Regions from separate parts of the Mus musculus genome. Here region 2 is linked to region 1. A link is a loop called in an ENCODE intact Hi-C map of the cell type or tissue named here. Cell type or tissue: left cerebral cortex. All regions are shown on one strand.

What was found. Peaks named below come from ENCODE experiments on the same cell type or tissue, not always from the same donor. Only the 100,000 strongest peaks of a DNase experiment are listed, where the experiment ranks them.
Region 2: it touches region 1 in a loop (3-fold over the local background); 3 of 42 quality-filtered maps call a loop at or near these places.

Annotation. Positions count from the first base shown.
Region 1 is chr16:72,217,637-72,225,636 of GRCm38, reverse strand. It overlaps a transcript of Robo1 not described here. Among named protein-coding and RNA genes, the nearest start is that of 8030451O07Rik, 13 kb to the left of the region's middle. In left cerebral cortex, a CTCF peak has its summit at 7,431 (motif pointing left); DNase peaks (open chromatin) are centred at 3,345 and 7,423.
Region 2 is chr16:72,352,713-72,360,712 of GRCm38, reverse strand. It overlaps a transcript of Robo1 not described here. Among named protein-coding and RNA genes, the nearest start is that of 8030451O07Rik, 120 kb to the right of the region's middle. In left cerebral cortex, a CTCF peak has its summit at 3,973 (motif pointing left); DNase peaks (open chromatin) are centred at 3,977 and 4,945.

The DNA.
Region 1 (8,000 bases):
CCTTACTCATTGCTGGTTCTAAGGTCTGGAGAAATTGCTCAATCCATACAACACAAATACCTTGAAAGGCCTTTAATGTATCAAGTGTCGTTTGAATAGAGTGAAGATAAAAATTCCTAATAAGATTTCATGAATTCCGAATAAATCCAGATATGAAGAAATCAAGGGATTCTTTTTCTCCATAGACTTCATCTAGTTTTGCCAATTTTACTTAATATATAAACCAACATAGCTAATACTCCAAGTTCACATATTTCAAGGTATTTGAGGTATGTGCACATACTTCAGGGAACCCTCCAAAGCTGCGAGAGAGAGGAGACAGAAGCAGGGTTGCACTATTTTAAAGAATGAGTCATGAAGTCCTAGGAGATGTTGCTAATTTCTTTGAGTTAACTTGTAAAATGTGTTAACATCTTTGTTGTTGCATTCTTTATTCTGTGTCTCTGTCGTACCCTACAGAATTGAGTTGTTACTGTGAAATGACTTTAAAAAAAAGAGGAAAACAGAACCCTATGGGTACTTTTCTTTTCTAAACAGGAACAATTTCATCACATAGATTTCATCATAATCATCAGGATAAAATAATGTGTAAAAAGTACTAAGACCAGGCATTAAACTGGAGAAAGACAACAGACACGGTACTGAGACCTTATGGGAGAGAAGCCCTGTGTCCAGCATTCAGAGATAAACAACCTCAAACAGAAACAGTACCATGGAAAGAGATTATACCAGGAGGGAGAGGAATCCAAACACTTCAAAGTTTTCTTGAGGAAATTATGATGTGTCTTTTCTCACTAATGGAAGAAGCAGATCTTCTAACTTAAAGTGCCTATTATATATAAAAACAGAGACAGGAAAATATAATAAAAGAAGTCAAAGCTTAAAGGAATTGAAATTGTGCTGTTTGGATTAAACACAATGAATCAACAGTAACTCGGCCTTCGCATGGAATATGGTATATATAGCAGAGGAATTAAGCTTTGGAGATGAAAATTAATTTCCAATTACTGATGTGTAAAAATTCCAGGAGACAAAAGAAACTTACGTGAAAGCTAACAACCGGAAGGGCCATAGCAAACAAATGGACAGTGTAGTTAAGGGACTCTAAGAACCCATTTCCAAGAGTTTTCACTGATCTGTACCTTTTTAACTGTGACATTTAATAAGAAAACACGAAACAATGCAACCTAACTTTATATGTTCCATGACTGAAAACTAACAGACTATCTAGAGTAACTTAATTGTGTAATAATATATGTGTAGGCTTATATTGTAACACTTCTTTTAAGAAGAGAAAACACTGAGGCATATTAAAAAAAAGTCCTTCAGTTTTAAAGAAAAGAAAAAAACAGAGAAAAGTCATTACAATATGACAATTAGCATGAACTCAAGCTATACCTTCGGTTCCAGGAAGGTAATTAAATTACTGTTTCATGTAAAGTCCCTCTGCCCCCATGTCTAGTAAATTCACTACATAACTGAGAAGTAATTCAATTTATACTGACATCTTTATAGAGCAATTAAGTCATTGTTTGACCTACATAAGCCAAGGAGAATGCTGCCTTGTCAGAGCTAGCATTTACACTGCAGGGAATTTAATCAAAATATCCCGAATTAGCCATGGTCGACAGGAGTCTATTCTCTGGTCTTTCTGATTGTTGATTGCCAGGCTACTGATTTGCTTCCTTTAGCATATACTAGTGAAGTCTAAACATGATGCTGTTGTTTAATTTACAAGAAAGTTAAAATCAAACCTATGTACTTTATTGGCAAAACTCAATTGCCCCAAAAGATCCGAAGATATTATGATTTTGACACTTGTGAAGCTTTAGAAGGTGTGATTGCAGTGGGACACATTTTCAGATCAAAGGCTTAGTATACACTTCACTTTTCAAGATGAAGCCATTGTCCTCAAAGCTCCTTGTTCTGTAGACTTGTCACTCTATGCGCCATCAATCATGATGGTGATTATGACACTGCTCTTTGCTTTTGGAGGCAGGTAGCTGGACCATTAAGGAGCCTGGATAGAGGATATGGAGAAGAGTGTGAAATGTAGGCTGCCTGGGGGGTCGGGGGGGGGGGAGAAGAATGGGAGGGCCCCAAGCTGATGCACTCACTGACAAATTGTGCAACTTGTCTGGACAAAAGAAAGAATGGAACTAAGTAGTTTTACTCAGTGGCCTCAGTTCCAACCAGGACATTTTGCTCAGAACTAAGACTCCGTGTGTGTGTTTGTGTGTGTGTATGTGTGTTTGTGAGTGAGTGTGTATGCTATTTCCACCTCTCTGATATTCTTGTAGTATTGAGTACAGTCTGTTGTCCAGGTATTTCTTAAAGAATTTAGATATAGCATTATTCTGTTAAAGCTTTTTGCAAAAATTAAACATTAGAAGATGAGCTATGGTTTATGAACCCATTGTAAGTTTTGTTTGTACACTACAATATTTTTCTTTTGTCATTTTTACTTACATGTCATATCTTTGGCTAAATATTAGGGTCCACAATCTACATGACTCATTTAAATGGATTAGAAGAATCCCCTATCTTTCACCCCCTCTGTGTGTGTGTGTGTGTGTGTGTGTGAGAGAGAGAGAGAGAGAGAGAGAGAGAGAGACAGAGAGACAGAGAGACAGAGAGACAGAGAGAGACAGAGAGACAGAGAGACAGAGAGACAGAGACAGAGAGAAATAGAGACAGACAGAAAAACAGACAGAAACATAGACAGACACACAGACATCAGACTGTGTATGATATAAAGAACCTATAATGATTTTTAATTCAGTGGTTGAAGTCCTTTGTCTTCTACATAAATACTTCTCAGCACTAGATATAAATTCAAACAAAGAAACTAAAATGAATGCATCATTATATATGCAGTTTAATATTACAGATGACACACTCACTGGATTTTTATTGAATCTAAAGAAAAGAATCTCATCATGTCTACATTTTTTAATGTACCCCCTCTGTAAAACAAGTGTTTTACTATTTGACAAAATTCTAAGGACTGGACCTATACACTTTACAATATTTCCACATCGAATGTTGCAAAGACATGAATCTATGAAGCTCAAATAAATGTTTGGCCAATGTTATGCTTTCAATTTTAAAATAGGTTTGATTTGGAGAGGTTGATCTGGCCAATAAAACACAAATTTCCACAAGCCTTCTGTGCTGAGTTTCTTTTCTTAACAGAGCCTGAAGTGGGCAGACTTCATGGCTCATAGCAGCATGCATGCAGTCAACACAAGAGCCTGAAAAATCGTCCAAAGCAGCCCTCATGTATTATTAAAGCCAGCCCAGCTTCCTGCACTGCTGAACAATGCTGAGTGTCCTCTACCAACAAATTCAATCCGCAGGCTGTCTGAATGTTCGCCAAGGCTCTGCATTGCCTGCACATGGCAGATATAATTGGTAAAATGAATGAAGAATTTCCTATTCTTACTAGGCAGTAGTCCAGATAGGAGATAAGAATAACTTCAATAGCTGAGCTAGCATGTGAAAAGGGCTCTGCTTTTCATATAACACTTATTGTGAAGATGCAAATTTCCCCTCAACCAGCAAGGCTCTCTGTGGCTGTTCACACACATTCCTTTAACTGTTAAGAGTTTGTGTCTTCAGTGGCTTATTTTTTGAGTTTTTTTTTCAAATTCCATTTGAGATAGTCTAATAACCTCTTGGAATTTTCCAATCATATAGATGGACAAATATTTACAAAATATCATTAGTGCTATATTATTTACACACGCAAAATGATATATAAAAAAACTTAGATTCAGTGCTCACTGGAATGATGCCCAGCTTAATGAAAGTTAATACAGTTATTGCCTTGAAATGTTTTAAGTGTGGAATGTTCCCTCTAAAGGATGTGTAAAATTTTATAAATCATCTCTGGCTAAGAGGTATGTAATTTTTTTTTTTAGAACTTCAAACGTGAGAAATTGTATGAAAATTACTCCTCTTCTCTTTCAACCTCTTGTGTCTCCTACCAAATTAATAATTCCTTCTTTAAATATTATTACATGTTAGCCATAATGATACATCAAACACACACACACACACACACACACACACATACACACACGTGAGTCTATTTCGTGTCACTGTTAGGTACATGTGTTCAGGATTCCCACTTGGAATAGATAAGGCAACCTCTGGGCCAACTCATCCCTACAGGAAGCTGTTGGTCTTTTCTCAGAAACCATTAATTTATACATGATTAATTGATGAGTGTAGCACTTAATACTCTTCCAAAGTCTTCCTTTTGCCAAAGGTGGAGACTATTCCAGAGATACAAAACTGGTCAGAATAAGTGACTGTGGAGTGGCCAACACCAAGTGACACATTTCCAAAAACAAGTTTGACATCTAGGCCTGACAAGAACCCAAGGAGTTGAAGGAGTTTGCAGCCCAGTAGGAGGAACTTCAAACGTGAACAAAACAGTACCCCCAGAACTCCCTGGGACTAAACAACCTACCAAAGAAAACACATGGTGGAACTCATGGCTGCAGCTCCATATGTAGCAGAGGATGGTCTAGTTGGTCATCAATAAGGTATGAAGGCTCTATTCCCAAGTACAGGAGAATGCCAGGGCCAGGAAGCAGGAGTGGGTGGGTTGATGAGCAGGGAGAGGAGGGAAGCAATGGGGGGTGTTTCGGAGGGGAAACTAGGAAAGGGGATAACATTTGAAATGTAAATAAAATTATGTAATAATAATAATAAAAGAAGCATAAAGTTTATAACAGCCAGATACTCTGGATGTTTGCTGCCAGAGATTGTCTGCTGGGTAAGGTATGCAGCCATTTTAGAAAGAATTTTACTGATGTGGTCATATACATCCAGGTGTAATCTTGGTTTAATATATATTGTGTTATATATGCCACTGCATGTGACACAGTCTAAAATAATCACCCCCTGTCCTGCACGTGACTTTCTGTCCAAAGTGTGCTAGGATATGAGTTTCCTTCTAGAATTGGCCAATTCAGTCAGACAGAATGATCACTGGCTATGATACATGATTACAATATCTTTGCATACCCAGAATACCAAAGTTAAAACCTGACAGTGTTTAATCATGCCCACATAGATTATCCACGTAATTGAAAATAAAATAACGGTCACACGAATGTCGCTCACACGAGCTGTCAGAAAAGGCCTATATTCTCTTTACTCAATGATATGTTTTACTTATAACTTTAAACCCTCTCTCATCATTTTTTTTATCGCTCTCACCTTACATATGTATATGAAATGTTTGCAACACAAGGAGCACAAATATGATATGCTATATATCATATTTTAAAACTAAAGATGAAAAAATATGACATTGTAGAAAGTGCACTAGAAAAGGGGAGAAAACTTGTTAATAAAGAAAGGAATGCATGGAGAAATATTGTCAAGACATGATATAGGCTATGTGGAAATTTCTAGTGATACTCCTTAATTTAAAACATTTGTATATTTGAATAATTATTATAACATTGATTCTCTAATTATATAGCTTTAAGAGGGGTTTATGTTATGATTATCAGAAGGCTACCATCTAACTTGCCTTCCCTATTCCCAATATTCATAGAATTTTACTCGACATCATTCTCACACAAAGCTTAAAAATATTTATATATGATTCTTGTGTAGGCTTTTTAAAAAATATACCCATTAAGAAATATTCAAGTATATAATATCTATTATCATTTTACATAGTACTATGTATTTTTCTAGTGTAAAATATAGAAATAAATCTATACTTTAATTAGCTTAGTTATTTTTCCTTATGAGTTGATTCTAATTAATTCCTACTACCAGAAATTAATGGAATCACTTCATTTAATAACTTTTCCAGTTGAAGTACAAAGAAAGAAATGATCAGGTATATATTTCAATTGAGCATACCAATGGGGTGAATTTACCAATAGTAGTCCTTGGTAAAATTATACATGAAGTTTTCATATGTAACACATTATTTTATTTTCCAACTATGGGTATATCTTCTTATCCTCACACAGATAACTGATAACAATAGCAGTTTCCTATAGTCTTGTCAAAGAATTTGTGATCCAAGTTAAAATTCTGTAAGTCTAAGAATTCAAAATTGTTAATACTGTATATCCCCTTTCTATTATATGGTAATGTCAATTTTCTTTTTTGGATCACCTTTCTTTTTCTTTTTCTTTTTTTCTTTTTTTAAATTGTGTCTACTTCCCTTTATAGGTCTTTTTTTAAAATTAGGTATTTATTTCATTTACATTTCCAATGCTATCCCAAAAGTCCCCCCCCCACTCCCCTACCCACCCATTCCCATTTTTTGGCCCTGGCGTTCCCCTGTACTGGGGCATATAAAGTTTGCCTGACCAATGGGCCTCTCTTTCCAGTGATGGCCGACTAGGCCATCTTTTGATACATATGCAGCTAGAGTCAAGAGCTCCGGGGTACTGGTTAGTTCATAATGTTGTTCCACCTATAGGATTGCAGATCCCTTTAGCTCCTTGGGTACTTTCTCTAGCTCCTCCATTGGGGGCGCTGTGATTTGGATGACCTTTCTTAGTCTAAAGACACGCTCAGTATTCCTTCGCTATCTACAAGAGCCTTTTTATATAACCCAGCTCCCATTCTTGAGTCCGTTGTCTTTCTTGTTTCCCTTTATTCATCACACAGAGGCTTATTTCAACATAAGTGATGCCATCATTACAGAATTGCCTATGTCCTTGCGCCATTTACTAATAACCCAACTTCCATCAATTCATTTTACGTTCCTAGAATATTTCCTAGTGTCCATCACTCTCATCCATTCAACATCTTCTTGATTATGACCCTAGAAAACAAAACAAAACAAATGATCTCTTTGGTATTTTCAGCCAACTTTTCAGTTGTACCATGGCAATCTCCCTTGCCGAAGAGCCTCTTTCCATTCCACTGATCCGACAATGTTCTCATGTCCTGGTATTTTTTTCTTCGTCAGATTTGACCTCCTTTAAATAGATCTGAACCTATGGTTAGCAATCATGGTTCTTAAATCTTTACCTCTAGGTCGGCCAACTGTTGCATTGTTTACATTCTGATCTGAAGACTTAAATATGATATAGAGAGCACCAAGCTTTAAATATGGTAAAAATTTCAGTTATATATGTAATACAAAATTACTATTAATACATAATGATTATTTGGCGTTTTCTATATGATAGAAGTTAGTAACAATCATAGTAGGTATTATTACTATACTAGGAAATAGCTCTGTGAAGAATCCCATTCATACCTTTTATTGCCAAAGAAATTAATAGGAAAAATGTGCAAATGAGTGAATGTTTGGGATTCTAAGGAATGACTGAATCTTAACTTTTAGGAAGAGATTATCTCCTGTAAGTAAAATGCAATTAAATGTGGTTTGTGTGATTATTGGCTAGCTAGACTCAGAGCGCCATCTGGTGGTAAGAAAGTAGAAGTGTATGAGGAAATAAGGAGCTTGTATTGAAGTAAAATTGTGGAACAACACTTGTGTTCTCCCTTGCCTAGAATGATTACCGTCAGAGTTATTCAAATGTAATGTGGCAACGCCTGAGACTCTATTCTCACACTACTTTGGGTGTTATAGAAGAAGAAGGGAAATGTTTTGGATACTGAGTGAGCCGTATGGAAAAGTTAGTAAATATTGGAAAACTTGCATTTTTCCATTCAAGTCACACAAGGGCTAGTTAGAGATATCTCTGGCCTCTGTGACTGGGTGGAATTCTCCCAGGCAGCGCCAAGCTGCAGCGTTTCAGTTCCCAAGCGAACCATGCCATAGCACTCTGTTGTAGAGGGCAAGATCAAAAAATCTCAAAAACGTCTCAATGGCTATTGCGGCTTTGCTCAGATTGTGAGATTCTTACCATTCTATTCCACTGTGCAAACTGTGTTACCTGGTTAAGCTCAAACAAGGAGAGAAGTTGCCTCACAATGAGATATGTCACATGAGGACATATCCTAAATATAGCATTAGTATGTATCTAAGTCAAGAAATGGAA
Region 2 (8,000 bases), 140 kb before region 1:
GAGCTCCAGGAAAGTAGGAATTTAAATTAAGTACTACTTTTTTTTTTTTTTTTAAATTTTTACAATGAAATAGTCAGGGAGAGCTGTTTGCCTATAGAAAGACACAAACGATTATACAAAATTACACTCATTTGTGTGCTTTGATGTCACAATTCAGCAATGTTTTGAAGTACTTAGCATGCATTTTCCTATGCTCAACAATTTTTTGCTACGCAAATTAAAAATAACTGCAAGTTAGGCAACATATTATGGTTTAATATCAAGCTAGGGGCCTTCTTTTCTTCACAAATATCTACATATAAATCAATGGATTGCCACTTAAAATGTATTTCCTCAAAGACAAGTCATAACATGCCTCCTTTCCTACTATAAGATTCCCTTATCATTTATCTCTGCTTCTAAGTTAATTATAAAAATGCTTGCAGCCAGTGAACTCCCTGCTTGCCCAGTCAGCGTCTTAGACTAGATTCATCTTCCAGCATCTCTTAATAGAAACTGAATCCCATATCAACATGCTATATTGGCATAACGGTGAAGCAGCAAATGAATCACTCAATTAATTCCCTGATAAATATTAACAAAGTCATGCATTACTGCTACAGTGTCTAAAGTCAGACTATGCCTTTCCATTTTCCTCCTTGGGTCTCCTTTAAAAAGTGGTTTCATTTTAGAGAATAAACACAATGAGAGGTGCTCTATAGTCCTGGATTAACAAAAAAGAAAACCATCATTCTTTTTCATTTGTTTTCCAAGCTGAAAAACAAAAGAACCATATTTGACTTCTTAGCTTGACTGATTGTGGTTGCTTCTAAAATAGTTCTTATTTGTAACTTACATTCATGGTTCTATTGACCTGGTTTTAAGAATCTAAGAATCATGGTTTGTATGTATTTTATATTTCTTATTCACTCTTTGTAAATAAAATAAAGAGTGCCAGATTTCACCCTTTGCTTAACTTTTCCCTGCCAACTATGAAATCAGCTACGCATGTCTTGACCATTCAATGTATAATATAGAAGCTACAGGTTTTACTAATATTGGTATGTCTGGAATTATGAAAAAAATCCAAGAGAGAAAGAGAATTAGAGTTTCCTGTACAATGGACCACTGATGGAAAGACCTCACAGTGATAGGGAGAGAGATTTAGATTGTGGCAGGAAGGACTCCAATGCTTATCTAAACATGAGCTTGATAGACTGTAGTAGAATTGTATGGAGGGTCTCAGAGGAAGCTTCTCTGAAATTGATGATGATACTGGAGCTACACATAAAGGAAGAAGGGAATTCAATCCCCAGATTTCAAACTGAAAGAAAATCTAAAGCAGGTGAAATCATAGAATAGTTTTTGCAATTAAATTATGTGTTAGTGGCATTTAGCACAATAGTATGAACAGTGTGAGAGATTTTAGTATGTGTGTGCTGAAAATGTCTTAGATGGCATTCTAATGAACTTTATGCTTTAGTAAAGTTTACTGAGTATACCTTTTAAAAGGGATTTTAGGCAGGTATGTTGGTGAGACTTTATGGATGGAACTGCTAACATTCCTGGTAGCCACAATGTCCCCAAAAACAAACAGGAAAGCAAACATACAAAACAACAACAACAACAACAACAACAACAACAACAACAAAAACAAAACAAATGAAACAAGAAAAAAAAAACACAAACAAAACAAAACCCAAAACCCAACCCGTGTTGGTTTGTAGATGCTTGGCCCAGGGAGTGGCACTATTAGGAAATGTGGCCTTGTTGGAGTAGATATATCACTGTGGGTATGGGCTTTAACATCCTCACCCTAGCTGCCTGGAAGCCAGACTTAGCTAGCAGCCTTCAGATGAAGGTGTAGAACTCTCAATTCCTCCTGTACCATGCCTGCCTAGATGATGTCATGTTCCTGCCTTGATGATAATGGACTGAACTTCTGAACCTGTAAGTCAGCTCCAATTAAAGGTTGTCCTTATAAAAGTTGCCTTGGAGGACCAGCAGTCTCAATTAATCTGGACCCCTGAGATCTCTCAAACACTGGACCACCAAACAGGCAGCATATACCAGCTGATATGAGGCCCCAAACACACATACAGCAGAGGACTTCTGCATCTGTGTTTATTCAGAGAAGATGTAACTAACCCTTAAGAGACTGGAGGCTCCAGGGAGTTTAGAAGTCTGGTGGGGTGGGGGTGGAGATGTGGGATGTGGACCAGATGAAGGGTAGATGTGTGTGGGGGGATGGAATATGGAATGTAAAAAAAAAAAAAAAAAAAAAAAAAAAGAGTTGCCTTGGTTACGTGTCTGTTCACAGCAGTAAAACCCTAACTAAGACACAACCCAAACCAAACCAAAAGAAAACAAACAAACAAACAAAGAAACAAACAAAAACAAAAACCAAACCAAAACCCCACAAAATACTGTTCTATTCTCCTGGATTTACAATATTTCCTACTTCTTTTCTTCTTCTTTCTTTTCACAAGTGTGAGTGTGTGAGTATATGTGTGTGTGTGTGATATTAAGTAATGAAAAAGGAAGCCATGAATTTAATGAGAGAAGGGAGGGCTGTATGAGATTGGATTGGGTGAAGAAAGAGAAGGGGAAAACAATATAATTATCTTACACCTTCAAAACATAAAATAGTTTATTTTCACGCTTACATGTTCCCTACATGTGTGTGTATGTTTGGGAAACCTCACAGGCCAGAAGATCCCTGGGGCTGGTACACAGGTGACCTGAGATGTATACAGTCCTCTCATGCGATGTAGACTCTGTGTTCTCTCACTGACTATGAAGTTTGGCGGCAAGAGCCTTTGCACGCTGAGCCATCACCCTTGTTAATGTATGGTAATTGTGACACACTCTTCTGTCAAGCCTTTGACACCTTGGTGGAAATTCTAGGTTTAGTCTGAAGTGTACAGCATCTAGTGACATGCTATATAATAATTCAAATTAATGTATCTCATTTGCTACCCTTCATTAGTCCACATAAAGACATTGCCTGACTGTCATCAAATAGTTCATGTTTCTTTTTATGCAGCTGATTATGAATCTTTATTTGGAAGAAGTGAAATGTGTCTTCACTCATAATACAGATTTCTAGGTGTATAACTTTATAATAAAGTAAAACTAACTTCCTCTTTAAATGCGATTAAGATTGAGCCATGTAAAATGGCACAGGAAAATAGTCAGATTGTACTGTAAAGGTTCTTATAGTTAACCTAGAATAGTTTACCCCAAAAAGACATAAAGTGAAAATTTTGTGCATTCAGACCTATTTGGGAATCAAAATTTCAATTCTGGGATCAACAGCAAAAATGAAGAAGAGCTTTCTGTCCATTGAGTTATGGAAGCTGGGTAGACAGGGATCTGAAGGGGTTTGCAGCCCCACAGGAGGAACAATATGAGCTAACCAGACCCCCCAGAGCTCCCTGGGACTAAACCACCAACCATAGAGCACACATGGAGGGACTCATGGTTCCAGCTGCATATGTAGCTGAGGATGGCCTAGTTGGTCATCAATGGGAGGAGAGGCCCTTTGTCCTGTGAAGGCCCAATGCCCCAGTGTAGGGGAATGCTAGGGCCAGGAAGCAGGAGTGGGTGGGTTGGTGAGCAGGGGGAGGGGGAGGGAATAGGAGTTTTCAGAGGGGGAACCAGGAAAGGGGATAACATTTGAAATGTAAATAAAGAAAATATCTAATAAAAAAAGAAAGATGGGTAGAGATGAACTCTTTTCGGTTTAACTCTGAGCTTTATGTTTTCTGGACATACTGTAAAGGAGGGAGAACAATGTCAGCCTAGAAAATAAAACATGTCTGTAGTGCTTGGTCTATTTTATTGTGGCCTGCAAACAAAAACAAATGCATATTAATAAGTCTTTGAATAATTTGAGAGTTTATTGTTTAAGTTTTTCTTAATTAAAAAAAATAAATTATTCTTTTAAACAAATCTCTGCCTAGAAAGTTTTTAAAAGGCAGGTGAGTGCCATCTAGTGGCCAAGACAGTAGACAGATTATGCTAAATTTAGAAGGTGCTTGAATTTGATACAAGCTGCTATCCTAAATATGTTTGAGTGTGTTTGTTTGTATGTGTGTGTGCACACAAAGGCACAGATATTCAAAGGTAAAATTTTAAAGAAATATGTTATATTTCAATAATGAGATAAACATATAGTAATTTTTATTAAATTAAAATTGAACACTGAACGGCAATTTCAAATACCTCACACATAGATAACATATCAAAGACAGAAGTAGGTAGCTTTTAAATATATACAAGGGTCCAGATGGAGAAAACACCATACAAAGGGCCCGAAAGATGAGATAAGCATGCTTTTAGTGTCATAATGTGGCTAATAAGGTTATGAATAGTAGTTTGGAGTGCAAAATAAACATCTATTCTTTTTTGCCTTATGGAGAAATTAGGTTAAAACAGGGTAAAATCTTAGAACATAACTTTTGAGCCAGAGAAGTGGGCAGGTGTCTGGGCAGAGCACCTGAGACTTAATGGCCGTTTCTGAAAGTCTACGTGATTTCTCTCCCTGTAGATTCTGAATAATGTGACCAAGTTTATCCTCATAGTAGATGAATCGTCCTACCTTGAGAGAAAAGATAGGGTCTAGATACATGAAGGGTCCTTTCAGGTTTTAATTGTAATAAAAACCCATGGCACTCCCTCGTCTTCTTGGCTTTCTAGTGATGTGTCTGTTTGACCCAAGCTGAAATTCTGCCTTTTGTTACTTCATTTCCCAAGACTCTAATTAACTCTAGAAAATATCTCTCTTGGGAAAATATCGAGCAGAAAGTTTAGTTTAACTAACAGTGCTGTGATATAAAAATCTCTACAGGAGCCTTTTCTGACCTGTTCCGGGGACTGTACCAAGTTGAACACTGGAAGGCTACAAAAAGCTCCTCACAGCTGGGAAGAGTAGGGAGAAACCCATCGCTGCAGGCCCAATTGCTCTTCGGGAATTCAAAAGAACCCAAAATACTCTTCCTGTCTGAAAATGCTATACTTTCCAGCTAGAGTCTGGGACGGAAAAGGGCACATGAGGTTGATTTATCAGTGATGTAATTTTCTCTCCCTGATGAGGAGAGCTTTTATGTGTTCTAAACGAGCTATCAGAAAAGGAATAAGCCATTCCTTTTCTCAACCATTCACAGGAAACAGGACGGCCCTTGAGACCCAGAGAAGACCAATCACACAGCCTCCTTGCTCGGGCAGCTGGGATTTCTATCTTTTCCTACATACATCTTAAAGCCACTTTCTTGTTAGCTACATTATTTCTTATCTCTTCAACTTGATCACGAAGCATGAAGGGAGAAGGAAATACACGGAAGTATGATAAGCATCCATCTGACTTAGCTATTTTTAATTTTGTGATTGATGATATTCGGGATTTTATGACATCCAAGGAAGCTATTTTTTATATAGAATGTCATCGGATTAACATTTTGATTTTAAAAACAAATGGGGATTGTGTGGCTGCCTGTGCTCAACAAACTCTTTGTAAAGATTCAGTTCTATTGATTTACAGGTATCAAGCTTACATGCATATGTATGTTCAGAAAAATACAGGGAAACATCTGTGAACACACAATGCTTTGGTACACATATGTGACTAGTCATGCAAATATAAACAACTTTACACCTGGATGTACAGACATATTTTTCTTTATGTAATTATATTCTTATTTATAAGCTGAAAGACTTGATATAAAACTGATGACAGTAACTATACAGTCATTAGTATAATCAATCATTTTCAAGAAGTAATTAGTGTACTTTAAACTATGGTCCGATGGAACCTGAAGGCCACCTCCTGTAGCCAGGCCAGAGCCCTAGTGGAGCAATAGAGATGCCAACCCACTCACAAAACTTTCAGCACCAACTTTATCCTGTCTACAAGAAGTGCAGGCACAGGGGATGAAACAAAGACTGAGGGAATGGCAAACCAATAACTGGCCCAAATTGAGACCCATCCATGGACAAGCACCAATCCCTGACACTATTAATGATATTCTGCTATTCTTGCAGACAGAAGCATGTTGTCTTCTGAGACGCTCCACCCAGCAGCTGACTCAGACAGTTACAGACACCCACAGCCAAACAGTGGGTAGAGCCTGTGGACTTTTATGGAAATATACAAGGCCACAGAGGGGATCAGAACTTCAAAGAAAGACCAACAGAATCAACTAACCTGGACCCTTGGGGGCTCTCAGAGTATGAGCCACCAACCAAAGAATATACATGGGCTGGGCCTAGGCCTCTCTTCACATATGTAGTAGATATGCAGCTTGGTTTTCATGTGGATCCTGTACAACTGGAACAGGGCTATCCCAAAAGCTGTTCTTCTATCTGGGCTGCCTTGTATGGACTCAGTGGGAGAGGGAGAGCCTAGATTCACAGATATTTGAAGTGTCAAGATTGGGGGTATCCAGGAGAGCCCCAACCTGTTCAGAGGAGAAGGGGAGGGGAGATAGGGGAAAGATTGTGGGAGGGAGTGACTGGGAGAAAATTAATAAGTAAAAAATTATTATTATTATTATTATTATTATTATTATTATTATTATTATTATTAAACACTATGGTCCAAATTCTGAAAAACTAGAATAAAATTAAACAATAAAGCTATATTTATCTTAGACATGGAGACTACTAAATTCTCAAAGACAGAAGGGATTAACTTTTTTTGTTAATTGTGAATTTTATTGTAATTTAACTACATATTCCCTACATTTTAGTAATTATCCAGTCATTTTGATTTCATTAACATCTTTAACCTGGCTCTGAACATGGGCCAGCACATGACTTCAGTGTTAGCTGCATGTCCTGCTCGTAATAACTGGGCTTTGCAACACTTTCTAAGTACACTGAAATCTCGGTTCCACCCTCCCTCTGACACAGGTTCATGAGATGTTTAATGTTATGGAGAAAGAAAACATTATGTGAAACTGTCCCCAAAGTCTATCAAGTTGCCTGCATGCTACTACTATCTCTTCTGTCCATCATATTAAAACACAACCCTCTTTCTCCCTGGACTTCTGTCCTGGGCTATATTTACCGCAGACTTTTGTACCTGACAGTTCCAGTCCTTCTTGTCACACACTCCGGTTACGTCTACCTATTTTTTACTGCCTTTTGGGGTCAAACCATACTCTAGTTCTTAATTTGACTGCTAACCAAACATCTGGAAGCAGTATATTTAATTTCTTTAACCTTGCTTTCTTCACCTGTATAAGGGGAATAACAGCAGGTACCTCATCAGATCAGAATGATGAATGAATTAGAATAATCACTAATGTAAAACGGCAGGATGAAGTCACTGGATAATACTATGCTGCTATTTTATCTCTAATTGGTCTTCAAATAAGGTTGTTCCCTCGTGGGAAGACAGAAATTTCTCTTAAGATAAACATTCGCTTTTCAGTTGTAAACTTAATCTGCTTGTCTCTCCTGGGATGGCACGACTTATGACAGTTGTTATCTCTTCTTCTTTGAACTGCCATCCTGGTTGCTCTTCTACTGCCTTTCCAATTAACCACGTCACAGTAACTTCTCAGAAGACGCTAATGTCATCTTCCTGTGGGAAGACTCATCTCAGTCGCCTTACTATTTATGTTTGTGTGTGCATGTTCATGTGTGTGTGTGTAGGTAAAACATACCACAACACAATGCAGGTTTGGCACAAGGGTCTCTCTTGTATACCCCTTCACACACCAGACTAGCTGACTCTAGAGATTCCTATATGAGTGCTAGGTTTAAAGATGTGTGTGTGTGTGTGTGTGTGTGTGTGTGTGTGTGTGTGTGTGTGTGTGTGTGTGTGTGTGTTTGTGTGTGTGTGTGTGAGTGTGTGTGTGTGTGTGTGTGTGTGTGTGTGTGTGTGTGTGTGTGTTCTAGGGATCTGAACTCAGGGAGCCAGGCTGCCAAGTCACTTGCTTTATCCACTGAGCAATCTCCCAAGCCCTGTAGTTGCAGTCTTGATGTAACTTAGCATTCTCTACTAATACATCTGT